2 separate regions of the Mus musculus genome follow, and region 2 is linked to region 1. The links are chromatin contacts, found by Hi-C or POLR2A ChIA-PET in ENCODE. All regions are on one chromosome and are shown on one strand. The core of a region is the stretch at or near the end of the contact, and the rest is flanking DNA. Distances in the headings are between cores, read along the strand shown. Region 1 holds the start of Cnst (consortin, connexin sorting protein). Region 2 overlaps Cnst (consortin, connexin sorting protein).

Region 1 (6,790 bases), core at 1,530-4,029:
GTGCCAGCCAATGAGGGAGGCACTGGCTATAAGTGACTCTTGGACATTTGCAACAGGGTCAGCCCTAATTGAGATGTGCTGAGTGTTAACCACATCAGAGCTGCAGACTTAGCAGGAAATCTTGACAACTACTTGTAACTCTGCTATACAGAGGAGTAAAGCCACTAAGACCATTTCCACCTGGTAAGTGGGACTGCTAGTCAAGTTTTAGAATTATCTTCCACGCCTTTGAATAATGCTTCTCCAGCCTTGAGTCTGATGCAAGCCAGAACTGTCATTTAGTATTTCCCAATTTCAATTCTCATTTAAAAGCTACAAGAAAAAAAAAGAGAGAAACCAGTAGTTTCCGTTCTCAAGCAATCTGATTATGATAACTTAATAAGAAAAATAATTTAAAACCAGCCATAAAGAAACCAGCAGGCACTATTAGAAAGAAAAATTACTTCAAAGGCACAAAAATTGCACAAGATACAAAAGCCCCAACTGCTAAGCAATTTGTGAAAAAAAAAAAACTTTAATTAAGCTTTTCTAAAAATGTAGGTCTAAATGCTGACTCTAAGATTCATTTTAAAAGTGAAATGGACATGGGGTGGGTGCTTTCTGTATTGCTCGAGTACCTGCAAATGCAGACAAGTATACCATTAACTCTATGCAGAGGGAAACAACTAGGCACATGGCAAAGGCCTGCAGTGCCAGGGATGCTGAGTTAACCAAGGGTGGGGGCTCAGGCGGGAAGGCGTTTGCAGAGAAAACATGGAAACCTGAGTCCTGATCCCCAAAGACCCACACCCATAACCTGAGTGCGTGGAGGATGGAGGCAGACGGAGCCGTGGACACTGACGGACAGCCAGCCCAGCAGGATCTGAGCTCCAGGGTCAGGAACAGAACATGTCTCAACAAAACAGTGGACAGTGACAGTCACGTGACATCACACTACACAGGCACACACATGCATACCACATACACAAACAGAAACAGGGAGCTGGGGAGGTAGCTCCAGGGCAGAGCACTCGCCCAGCGCGTGTGCAAAGCCCAGGCTTTGACCCCTAACAAAGAAGGACAATGATAAATATAACTTTCCTAACGCCAACCACTCAAAAGGAAAATAAACCCTGCCCCAAGTTTCCTTGGACTGAGTAGGCTGTGGTCCACAGGCATTGTGAAATTTTTAAAAATGGTGCTAGGTCTGGAATTCAGGGCCTTATACGTGCGAAGTGGTCTACCACTGAGCTACAATCCCCTTGCCTTAAGAGGCTTATTTTAAAAATGAAAAACTCAAGAATATACTGGGTAAGTAAATTTTGTTATTGCTCTGATATTTTTTAAAAATCATTCTGAGGGAGGGACTGGGAGGAGAGGAGGCAGGGGAGGCAAGGATCGTGAGGTAAAGTTAATTAATTATTTAATTAATAAAAATTATAAAAATCATTCTGCCATATTCAATTGTTAAAATATAGCTCTGGGGAGGGGTGCAAGTCTAGAATCCTTCTGAGTTTATCAAAATGCCAATGGGGGGGGGTCACCTTTGCTTTTTTTCTTTTCCTGAGACATGGTTTCACTATATCCTAAACTAGCCCTGAACTCTATGCATCCCAGGCTGGCCTCCAACTGGTGGGTAATCAGCCTCCTGAATGCCAGGAGCACAGACTTTTACCACCATGCCTGGGAAGAATAATTTCAATAAAGAAAGGATGTTAAAAAACAAAACAAAAACTTAACAAAATCAAGATCAGTGAACAACAGTTAATAGCTTCTGCAGTGTACTAACTTACCATGCAAAAAAGGCCATCTTCAGGTGTCAATTCTTTCCGCCCTAGAGTTTCATTAGCTAAGGGCAATCTTGAGGCTACTTGGCAGGTGACACATTCCTGAGAAACTCTTTCCTTGTGCATTTATATGCCAAGCTCAATTATGCTGCCAGCAGAGTAAGCAGAAAGGATTGTACATATTTTAAACTAAGAAGTTGATTGGCCGCAGCTTCCAGCCTTGATGGAAGGGATAATGGGCAAAGCTTTGAGTACGATCCCCAAACACCGAAATCACTCTCAAAGAAAAGGATCTTCTAACACTGCCAAAATTCCCATTAGAGTATCCTATTTTTAGTCTTTGCAATCGGCCTTTTAAATTGCATTCTACGGTACAATGTGCTTAACTAAGTTTACACAGAGAATAAGGAAGCTTCCTAAGGCTTTAATCCTTTTAAACATGGGAAGGAATTTTAAGCTTTCAAATATTAAAATTTTTCAGCCTGAAATTTCAGTCTTGCAAACATGCATATTAAAAAGAAAAGGTAAATCTTGGCCCACAGGGAGGGAAAGAAGGGAGGCACTCGGCGGTTCCTGACAACCAAAGAGGTAGCTGTGGAGGGGAAAGAAGGTATATGGGGGCAAATAAAAGCTACCCGCAGGGAAGCTGGCACAGGCGACGGGCCACCGAACAGAGACACCGACGCGGAGTAGAAGCTGCCGGGTCCCCGGGGAGGGGAGCGCGCGCGGAGAAATTGGCGCGACGCGCGACAACCGCGTACCCGCAGAAAAGCGGGGAAAACAGGAGATCCGAGAGGGGGCGGATGCGAGAGGGACCCGCTGCAACTCCGGGGAGGACAGCGCCCGGGGAGGAGCCAGCGACTCCCCACAGCTCGGCGGTCGCCGCCAGCCGGCTGATCCCCTGCAGCCGGGCTGCTGGTCTTACCTGGGCATCCGAGGCAATGCAAGGGCTACCGCCGGGCGCCGGGTCTGTTTCCAGCCCCGCGCGCTGACATGGCGGCCGACGAGCTGTCACACCGCCGGCTCGGGTCTCCCGCGGCACTGGAGGATCGGACACCTCTAGCCTTCCCGCCCCGCCTCCCTCTGCGCAACCCTCCCGGCTGGCGGCCGGACCGAGGAGCATAGAGTGCGAGACCGCGGCTAGAGAGGAAGTGCGGAGGGCGGGCGACCATAGAGTTCCAGCACGGACACACCCGGAGAGTCCACGCACAGGAGCCTGGGGGCGGAGCCTAGGCGGAAGCGGAAGCGAGTGAGCAAAGGACTGAGGCTAGGTCGTTCGCATGCGCCATTCGTAATGTTTACTTCCGCCCGGCCTAGTGTGGTGGTGAAATGTGTGCACGTGTGATGGGGTGCTCTGCGTTCTTCGCAGAGGCTACCTTAACTGGTGTTTGAGGTGGACTTTAGAGGAGGATGAGGGGACCGGCGATGCGGCTTCCCCCGCGGATCGCGCTGTCAGCGTTGGCCCGCGGCCCATCTTGCATTCTAGGGTCCGGAGCGGCGACGCGGAAGGACTGGCAAACGAGGAACCGCCGCGGCTTCTCTGACTTCAATATAGAGCCGTTGCCTGATTCTGATTTGGAGGAGTCGTCCCCGTGGACATCCAGGAATCGATCGGAGCCTACGCGTCACATAGCATGTAAGAAAGCGGCCAGGAACCTGGTACGGGACCTGCTGGAGCACCAAAACCCATCCCGTCAAATTATACTAGAGTGCAATCCAGGTGAGTTGAACAGAAGCTTTGCCCTTAGCGTTTACGTGCCCAATATCCTAAATTAGTGTTTGTTTATTGTGTATGCGCGCGTGTTTAGGTCAGAAGACGACTTAGCGAGAGTCAGTTCTCGCCCTACACTTGTGATCTCAATGATTGAAACGAAGTGTTCAGGCTTTACGCCAACCGCCATTGCCCTCTGAGCGTTCTCATTGACCCTGAATTGTATTTTTTTCTTTCTTAAGCATCACTTCTTACTGACAGTCATTTCGTTTAGACTTGACAGTAATTTTTATGGCTAAACATTCAAATAGTCCGTGAGTAAGAGGTAGTCGCAATCTTACATACTATCTTATATACTTGTTTTTCTTCTAGGAAATAGTGACATTTGTTAGGACAGTAAGTGTTGCTGTCACTGACAGACAGAAGGCTGTACAGCTTACCTGTTGAGATGTTGTGGGTTCAAGGTAACTGCCTAATCATAGTTTTCTATATGCAAAAAGAATGTTATCTGGAAACATTGTGTCGTTGAAGCTTGTGTAAAGTCGACTTTGAAAGTGACTGTGGCCGGATGCAATGGCACACACCTTTAATCCCAGCAAGAGGCAGACTGATCTGTGAGTTGGAGGCCATCGAGGTCTACAGAGTGAATTCCAGGACAGCCAGAGCTACACAGTGAGATCCTGTCTTAAAAATAGAGGAAGAGAAAGACACACACACACACACACAGAGAGAGAGAGAGAGAGAGAGACAGACAGACAGACAGACAGACAGATAGAAATGGAGAGACAGAATCAGACAGTATGTTGTTTATTTTGCAAATAAAGTTTTTCTGTTAATATACCAGGTCCTGGAATCCTGACTGGGGCATTACTTAAAGCTGGTGCCAGAGTGGTTGCCTTTGAAAGTGAAAAGACTTTTATTCCACATTTGGAGGTATATTTTTATGTTCCTAAAGTAATATATCTATAAAGACTAGGACCTGTTGAGTGTTCCATGCTTGTTGAGTTTCTGAAAGCTTGGGAGTTCTGAAATCTCTTTTCTAGTTCCTACTGGGGCCCCGAAAATGATAACCTCAAAGCATGACTCATTAATAATAAGTGAGTATTTTGGAATAAAGGACAGTTGGAAGCCCTCAGGTGTAGCTTCAGGAAGAAAGTGTTTCTGCCCTCCTGTTCTTCAAATCAAGCCCTAGAGAGCAGAACTCCTATTCTCAGGATAGACACAGAAGCTAGGACCACCTCACTGCAAAAGAAATGATAGGCCTGAGAATTACTGTAAGCTTTCTGTGTGAGAACTGCCTTTGGCCTACCTTGATTCATAGAGGATCGGGAGTTCTTTTGTCAGAAGCGTTCACCCTCTGCCCAAGAGGAACGAATGACAAACGTAGAGAGCCTAAGAATCTGAACGGAGCGGCCCTGGGTCTGCTTCCACCTTTGGTTGGTTCAGGTCACACCCCTTTTATTCCAGCTCATCCCCACAGAGCTGCCCATTCTCCATTGACTCTCAGCGTGAAGTTGGACACTTTCTCTAGATCTACATAGGAACACTTGTTACATAGGCTCCCATTAATTTGTGGTTACACTTTTCAGTTGTTAATCTACCTTTTGTTAAATGAGTGTAGTTTATTCCCTTAAGATCAGGAGGAACTATGTCCCATCTTACCTTCCTATACAGTCTAGCTGAATGATATATAATTGGTCACTAAGCTCATGTCCCCATCTTCAGTACTGTGCTGTGGCTCTGCCCTGTGTGAACTTAACTTTCAAGAGTAAGTGCTAAGGTTAGGTTAATGGTGGTACACTGTTCTCTCTGAGTTTACTTAGGACTTCAAGTGAAACCAAAAAGGGTTGAGATGGATAAGCACAGTTGCAGAATGCTGCTGTTGTTGTTTTTTTTCCCAAATGATTGTTTCAGTGTTTCTGAGTCTTTAACTGACAGTTAACCATTAGAGAAGAAATTAATTCAGGAAACATCTATATCAGGTTCCTGAAAGCAAGAAGAAAGAATGGCCTGAATTTAAAGGTGCTGCGAGACAACGAAAATCTTGTGGAAATAGCTACAATATCTAAAGATCAAACTGTTTAAAAATGAAACTTTGGAAGGTTGAGTTGTTTTTGGCCGTTAGTGGGGTTATGCTCATGGTAGAACAGCTAGTTGGCCTAGCACAAACAAGGCCCATGGTTAAACCTGGGTGGTGAGAGAGAGCCTGGCAGGTGAAGTGCCATGCACCTTTCATTCCTCAAGTCTGGTGCAGAGGGAGGAGAGTGAGAGCCATTGGTTTCAAGGCTAACCTGGTCTATATTTGGAATTTTAGACCAGACAGGACTACATGGTGAAACACAAAATAAACTGTTTTGTAATTGACAACATTGAAGAAAAAGAAGAAGGAAAAAAGCTAGTAGACTAAGATTGGCAGAGCTCCTTCTGCTTCTGCCTCCCAAGTACCTGCAATCCTGGCATGCGGGAGACAGAAGCAGAATCCATCACCTAAGAGTTGGAGGGTAGCCTCATCTACATAGTAAGTTCCAGGCCAACCAGTGCTACATAGTGAGACCCTACCTTAACATTCCCCACACCGTCCAAAAGAGAGCCACCTTTACAAACAGCTAAAGCATCATCAACAACAATAAAAAATTTAAAAAAGAAAAGAACAAGAAATTTTGTTGGTGATTTTTTTTTTCTGGTTTTTTGAGACAAGGTTTCTCTGTGTGCCCTGGCTGCCCTGGAACTTGCTCTGTTAGACCAGGCCAGCCTCATCCACCTGCTCCTGTCTGCTGAGTGCTGAGATTAAAGGTGTGCACCATCATGCCTGGCTTGGTTTGGTTCTTAATGTGCTGATGGTTGGATCACAGAGCCTTGTACAGCTACACGAGTCCTGAACTACTGAGCTCCCCGGCCACTGCAAGGTTACCTGTGTTTCAGACATCTTTTCTTAAGAAAACTGTTGTATTTGATCATTTCTCATGCAATAGTTGGTTTTTATTTCCTTTGTTAGATTTGAGGTTTACTGGGACTGTTTACATCTTCATGCAAGATTTTTGAATTGTTTGATTTGATTTGAGTTGCTGGAGAGCCTCCTTGTTTGTTTGGCCAGTGTTCTACCATTAAGCTTTATAATGCAGTCCAGCTCTTGGATTTTGTGGACCAGATCTCACTATATCATAGAGATAGACTGGCCTTAGTGTTATTGTGTAACTCGGGACCTTCTTGAATTTATAATTCTACTGCCTCAGTTTCATGAGTGATAAGATTTCAGGCCTGCCCCACCAGCTGTTGTTATTTTTATTATTGTTTCTTATTTTTTGAGGTAGAT
Region 2 (6,790 bases), core at 1,733-4,232, 42 kb before region 1:
ACTGAGACAGAGTCCATAAGTCAAAGAGCTTTGAACAGGGAGGAGCCAGGGCCCAGTTATAGCATTATCTTTCAGAGTGACCTTAGAGTAGAAAGTTACTCACCATAAATGGAGATGAGTTCTCAAATCGTCCCTAGATCTGATAAACTAACAGTCAAATCCTCACAGAGATTTTGATGATTAAGTAATACACAAAGTGCTGGCCTGGTGGTACACACACATTTGTAAACCCAGCAGTTGGCAAGCGGAAGCAGCAAGATCTGAGGTTCTATGCCATCTTTAACTACACGTTGAATTTGAAGCCAGAGTGGGCTACAAGATAATCTGTCACAAACAACAACAGCACTGGAGAGCTACATATGGGAAAACCTCTAAGGCTTGCTGGCTACCTACGACAGGCAACCACTGAGCTCTGGGTTCAGGGAGAAACTGTCCTCATTAGGGTTGCTAGTGCTATGATAAAACACCATGATCAAAAGCAACTTGGGGAGGAAAGGGTTTATTTGGCTTACACTTCCACAGCACTGTTCATCATGGAAGGAAGTCAGGACAGGAACTAAACAGGGCAGGAACCTGGAAGCAGGAGTTGATGGAGGGCTATGGAGGGGTGCTGCTGACTGGGTTGCTCCTCGTGTCTTGCTCAGCCTGCTTTCTTATAGTACCCAGGATCACCAGCTCAGGGATGGCACCACCCACAATAGGCTGGGCCCTCTCACTTCAATCACTCATTTCGAGAACACCCCACAGTCTTGCCTACAGCCCCATCTTACGGAGGCATTTTGTCAATTAGGGTTTCCACCTCTCTGATGACTCTAGCTTGGGACAAGTTGGCATAAAACAAGTCAGGACTGAAATTCAGTCTCAATCAATCAAATGTAAAATAATTAGGTGGACAAGCAATTGATGACACCTGACACAGAGGTCTGACCTCCACAAATACACAAAATTAACAACATTGTTTTAAAAGAAAGGAATATGAGGCAGTGGGAGTTGCTTAATGGTATGAGGCCTGGGATCATATTCCTTGCACAGCAAAAAAAGAAAAAGAGGAGGAAGAAGAGGGAAGAAAAAAAGAGGAAGAAGAAGAGGAGGAAGGGAAAGGAGGAAGAAGAAAGAGGAGGAAGAGAAAGAAGAGGAGAGAACTTTTCTTGCCCAAGAACCAGAGAATGGACAATCCAGAAGCCAGGCCTGCTTCCAACACTTATCTCCTGTACTTTTGCCAAGTTACTTAAACTCGGATTTCTAGCTTTGTTTTGGCTTCTCTGGGCATCTACCTTCTAAGATCGCTAGCCGTATATAAAGCAGTGGAGACGGGAAAAACCAAGGTGTGCTCCTGACCCTCACTGCCAGGTGAGGGAGATCATTGAGATAAACCTGCACTCCCCCCTTTTAAGAAAAACTTTCAAAGGCAAACACTAATAAAGCTTACTTACAGCCCTATGTTGCAGTGAGTAAGAACTAAGCCGGACACAGTGGCACTCTCCTGTGCCTCAGCGCTTTAAAACAGAGGCAGGAGAATCGGTTCCAGGCCATCCTTTGTAGGAACTTTAAAGCCATCTTGGACTAAGTAAAAAGACCCCCGCCCCCCAAAAAAAGCAAAATATAAGAGTAGAAAATAGCTTGACACGGTGGATCACACCTTTAATCCCAGCATTAGAGAGGCAGAGGAAGGCAAATCTGAATTCCAGGTCAGCCTAGTTTGCAGACTGAGTTCTGGGACAGCCAGGGCTACACAGAGAAACCCAAAACGAAAAACAAAAAGCAAAAAACAAAAATTAAAACAAAAGAACAAATGAAAACATTTAAAAAGAAGCATGTATGATAGTTACAGAGTTTGTTCAACATTCACCAACACTGTTAGTGTGAGCACCAACGGTTACAGACTTAGTTCAATGTTCACCAACACTGTTAGTGTGAGCACCAACGGTTACAGACTTGGTTCAATGTTCACCAACACTGTTAGTGTGAGCACCAGCGGGCTCGTGTCCCCAATACAGTAACATGCATTGCCTTCCAGGTTGGCTTCTTTTTCTTAGTCAGACACTCAAGTTTCCTTCACATCTTCCCATGGCTTCATATCTCGTTTCTTCTCAGCACAGAATGGGCTTCTTTTAGTAGGGGAACGATTAAGAAGAGAAACACAGGTATGACCATAGACTTACAGGCTAACATGATGTGAACCTGCACCTTTCTATTGTAGTAAATGACTTTATGATAGCTACTTGAACATTCAAAGTATAATATGGAAGCCTGGTGGTTGTCTGTGTGTATTTCAAGGTAATTTTGATATTGTTACATTTGGCAACAATGCCCTATAAGTCTTATAATTGTTTCTCACTTTAAGAAGGTTAATTATATGTCATGAGTTATCACTAAAATTCTTTGTGGTACATAAGAAGTTCTCTTGTAAAAACACATTTATAGTTAAGCAAGAAAATCAAAACATGAACTGTTGAATGCAATTTCCCCTTAACTATAACACCTCATTCAATATAGAGAAAGCTCTGTGCTACTGTACACGAATCCAGATGGTTAAAGAGAAACAAGAAACTCTAGTTACCTTCCTTTGCAAAACCACGTGAGTTACAATTAAAGTACCCTCCAAACAAGGTGGGGATGCTATTTATACATTTTGCAGATGACAGGCAAATTCAGAAGCCCTAATTTAACTTAACACCTGTCAACTTCATTAAGCTCTAAAAAAGAGAACACTGTTCAACATTTGTCTGTTAAGGTTTTATTTAGCTTTTATACTTGATTTTAGCAAAAGACTGAGAAACATTTTTATTTGATTTAAAAATTTGTAACAGCTTTGGGGCAAAGATCAGGTAGTTTATCTTGACTGAGATACATTTATCCAGTTCTGTGCCTCTGGCACAAGACTGATCCAGTCAGCTGAGAGCCTGAGGGTTGTCAGGAAGCACTTTAGAGCCCAGGGATAGCTTCTAACAGCTTTTGTCTCGAAATGCCAGGACTGCACCCTGGCATGCATGCCCCTCTAGTATCTGCCATCTGCCAGCTCAGCTGAGACGCGACTGCTGGCTTCCAGGCAGAGGAATAGTGTGACTGGATCATTTAAAAGCGGAAACCATGAATGTGAGACATTATCCCAGACAAATGAGACCCAAAGGGTCTAGAAGCCAGCAATGACCAGGTAAGCACAGTTGTGATGGAGCCCTAGTTAGGTTTTCAAAGCAAAACGGCAGGAGAGGCAGCCCCACTCTCCCATGTCCCTTTATCTGACTTGTCTCTGTTACCTGAAGGACAGACACAGGTGTTTGTCTCTGTGTCATCTAAGTAGAAGCCCCTCCAGAGCAGGAAGTGGCAGACTCTGCTGTAAATTATTGTCAGGTGAGCAGAAAGTCAACTGACAACTAGTTGGGTCACAAAATGATATCTGAAGCCAGAGAGGGAAAGCCAGGAACAATGTCACCTTCAAGAAAAGAAAGCAGGGCATTCGAGAATGCCCATGTGATTGACAAACTACAAAGCCAGTCCCGGTTGTTAGGAAGGATAAATGCTTAGAGAAAGCCCTGAGCTTTCACATCCATGATCTGAGAGGCTCTGCAGTGAGCAGGAACCACAAACAGCCTGTTAGAGAGTCCAGAGCCAAGCTCGAAAGCCCAGAAAAGGAACCCAAGTTAACCCAGTGAAGAAGTGCCACCCCTCTGCTTCCCAGAGTCACTGCCACCATAGGGTTCACCATGTCCAGCATCCAATAACAAAAGTCTCAAAGTGACAAAGAAACAGTTTAGAATGGCCTGAATAAGGAAAGAAATCGAAGAATGGAAAACGTTTCTGAGGAAGACTAAAACAGCAGTCCTACTAATGAAAGTAGGTTACCAGTCTCAAAAATGCTCAGAGACCAAAGGAAGGGAAGAACAAAAAAAAAACCAACAGGAAACACGAAAGCAAAGCAGAGGGAGACTAGGAGAGAGACGGACTGAAAAGGGAAATTACCGTTTAATGCACATGGACATTCTGTTTGGTGTGGCTTGAGTTTTGGAAATAGACACCAGCGAGGACTATGCATGATATGAATCTAATTACTGCCACTGAATGAACACAACCATTTTGGGCAATGAGTGGCTAAGGGCAAATTGATGTTTTACAGTAATAAAAATAGTAAAAGAGAAAGTACTTCAGCTCTGTGATTTTGCTACGATTCTCTGAGCCACTGCATAGCTTTTCTTCAAACTGCTGCACCCCAGAATGCTGTGTCCATCTCAGCCATATTCCTGTGGGTGACCAGGTGTGAACATACCTTGAGGTCTACACAGTCCCCACCCTAGACTTTCTCCCATGCATCTTCATTCTAATTTCTAATATTGTCACTGTCTAAACACACAGAAAATTCTCTGCACCAGGACCAGTATTATGGGGTAAGATAAATCTGAGACGAGACAAAGTCCTTCCGGCCTGACCTGGGGTCAAAGGGATGTATTATGTAATTATGGCATAATTATCACTTGCTCTGTGTGGCTAGGTCTCCTCCCATGCCCTTAGGCAACAGCCTCTGCCTTCAGAGGGGGCAGGGCTGAAGCAGGGCTGTGGTGCCCAGGTTAAGCTGGGGTCATGCTATGCTATTAACATGTGGTAATAAAGTAATTAATGGTAGAAACAAAGAAGGTTTTACATGTAGGCCCTGGATCTGTCAGCAGGCTTTATTTTAGGTAGCCTTTTGTTATTGTTTTTGAGATGGGATCTTCTCATCACACAGCCGCAGCTGGTCTGGGACTCACTACATAACCCAGGCTGGCCTGAACTCAGAGTGATCTCCTGCCTCCTCCTAAGTGCTGGGATTACAGGCATGAACCACCTGTCAGCTTTAGGTGGCAATTTAAAAATGACTGTTAACACCTGGGCTGTTCTGAAGGACACACCTCTCATCTGCTAAATTCTCTGCTGATAAACTGCAGTCAAGGCAGACTCTGGATGACAATGCCACACCTCTAGGAGAATCCTCTCATTCTTTCCTGGTAAATGTCACAGAGGGCACTCTCCTTGAGCAGAAGCTGCAAGCCTTTTTATAGCTTGTTTGCTTGCTGTGCACTTATAGAGGATGGCCCTAACTAAAAGCTTCAATAAATCACAGTGAGCCGCAGCCCGGATCTACCTTAGTATCGAGTACCACTTCCTTCAGCTAGACTTGTCTTGGACTTAAAGATCTTATTTTTTTTTCCTTTCAAACACAGGGCTCTTTAAATCAGGCACATTATCCTAAACTCAGTGTTCAGTGTTTGCGGCTACACTGGGGATTTGAAAAAGCATTTCACAAATGAACTTTATGAAAACTCGAAGGGGATTTGACAAATGTTTGTCACTGAGAGCACTCTTGGGCCAGTCTCTCCATTCTTAACCCTGAAGGTATCCAAGCAGCTGACCCCCAGCAGCTGCACCCATGCCACCACCATGCTACCTCTGTCCCCTGCAGCTGCATCCATGCCACCACCGTGCTCCCCCCAGCAGCTGTACCCTGGCCACCACTGTGCTCCCTCTGCCCCCCGCAGCCACATCCATGTCACCATCGTGCTCCACCGAGCAGCTGTACCCAGGCCACCACTGTGCTCTCTCTGCCCCCCGCAGCCACATCCATGTCACCACCATGCTCCACCGAGCAGCTGTACCCAGGCCACCACCATGCTCCCCCCAGCAGCTGTACCCAGGCCACTACCGTGCTCCCCCAGCAGCTGTACCCAGGCCACTACCGTGCTCCCCCCAGCAGCTGTACCCAGGCCACCACCGTGCTCCCCCCAGCAGCTGTACCCAGGCCACCACCGTGCTCCCCCCAGCAGCTGTACCCAGGCCACTACCGTGCTCCCCCCAGCAGCTGTACCCAGGCCACCACCGTGCTCCCTGCAATTCCCTCCAGTTCTGTCCCTTTCTAGAGCTTGCTTCAGGCTATTATCATTCTGTATTCATGGCACTCTTAGTACACATAAATATTGCCAGAAATTAGACTCTAAATTATGTAGAACATGCCAATTAGCACCAATGTTGGGAATCTCTAATTTTCCTCTTAGATGTTTGATTAGCTGTTCTACATTCTAACAGGTCTTATTAAAAATGAAAAATATGCAAGGGGTTTGCCCAAGCATGCAATTAGCTATTCAAATTCCTAAACCTTAAATTAATAAAGACTCTTAAACTTCTTGTCCACAAACAACTCAAGTGCCAAAGTTTCATAGGACATTAATAGACTTTCAGTTCTGACCCAGGCCTGGTTAATATCAGAATGGCTAAGTCCCACCAGGCTATCAAGGTCATCCGGTCGCAGGAACACTACATTCATCAGCTATCAAATACAAATGTTTCGTGATTCTCTGGGATACAAAAAGGTGAACAAGACTCTCAAAATCAAGTTACCTTCCAAGGAAGCATAGAGACAGGAAATGACGTAAGCAAAGGCTCTTGCTGAGGAAGCCTGGAGGCCCGAGTTCACTCCCCAGACTCCACAGAAGTGGAGGGAGAGAAGCAAAGCCACAGAGTCCTCTGACTGCCACACAGTACCACCTGCACTGGGACTAGGGCACTGACAAGGCTATTTAATGAGTAATTCTCTCTCACCAAAGACACAGGCACATGCTCAAATTTGGAAACTTTTTGTGGAGAGAGGGAGAGACTAAAATTTCTTTAAAAGAATTTCCCCTGTTTTAACCTGTAATTCTCTAAAATCTCCTGGCAATAGATTACCTTTGGAAGAACAGAATCAGATTTAGGAAGATGTAGAAAGCCAGGAGGTAGGATTGGAGAGCAGCAAAGAGAAACACATGTAACAGCACTTGATACA

The links. A loop is a pair of places that touch in the nucleus more often than their neighbours do. ChIA-PET counts read pairs that join two places held with the same protein, here RNA polymerase II (POLR2A).
Region 2: a map of heart shows a loop between it and region 1 (2.9-fold over the local background). The contact joins the enhancer-like site here to the promoter of Cnst in region 1. A Hi-C loop is called at or near these places in 12 of 37 maps with a recorded cell type or tissue (T-helper 17 cell, gastrocnemius, heart and 2 more). POLR2A ChIA-PET finds 5 or more read pairs at or near these places in 3 of 5 experiments (Patski and embryonic stem cell).

The regions. Positions count from the first base shown.
Region 1 is chr1:179,542,518-179,549,307 of GRCm38, reverse strand. Cnst (consortin, connexin sorting protein) reads right to left here and starts at 2,779. Exons shown (of 11, transcript NM_146105.3): 1 at 2,692-2,779. It overlaps Tfb2m (transcription factor B2, mitochondrial), which reads left to right and starts at 3,032. Exons shown (of 8, transcript NM_008249.5): 1 at 3,032-3,486; 2 at 4,322-4,410. The coding sequence starts at 3,177.
Region 2 is chr1:179,584,621-179,591,410 of GRCm38, reverse strand. The region is part of intron 2 of Cnst (consortin, connexin sorting protein); the gene reads right to left. Among named protein-coding and RNA genes, the nearest start is that of Cnst, 41 kb to the right of the region's middle. Within about 2 kb of position 2,982, at least 2 of the 3 ENCODE cell types and tissues checked have a DNase peak (open chromatin) inside an H3K27ac peak, as active enhancers do; they include gastrocnemius and heart, where a contact is called at or near this core.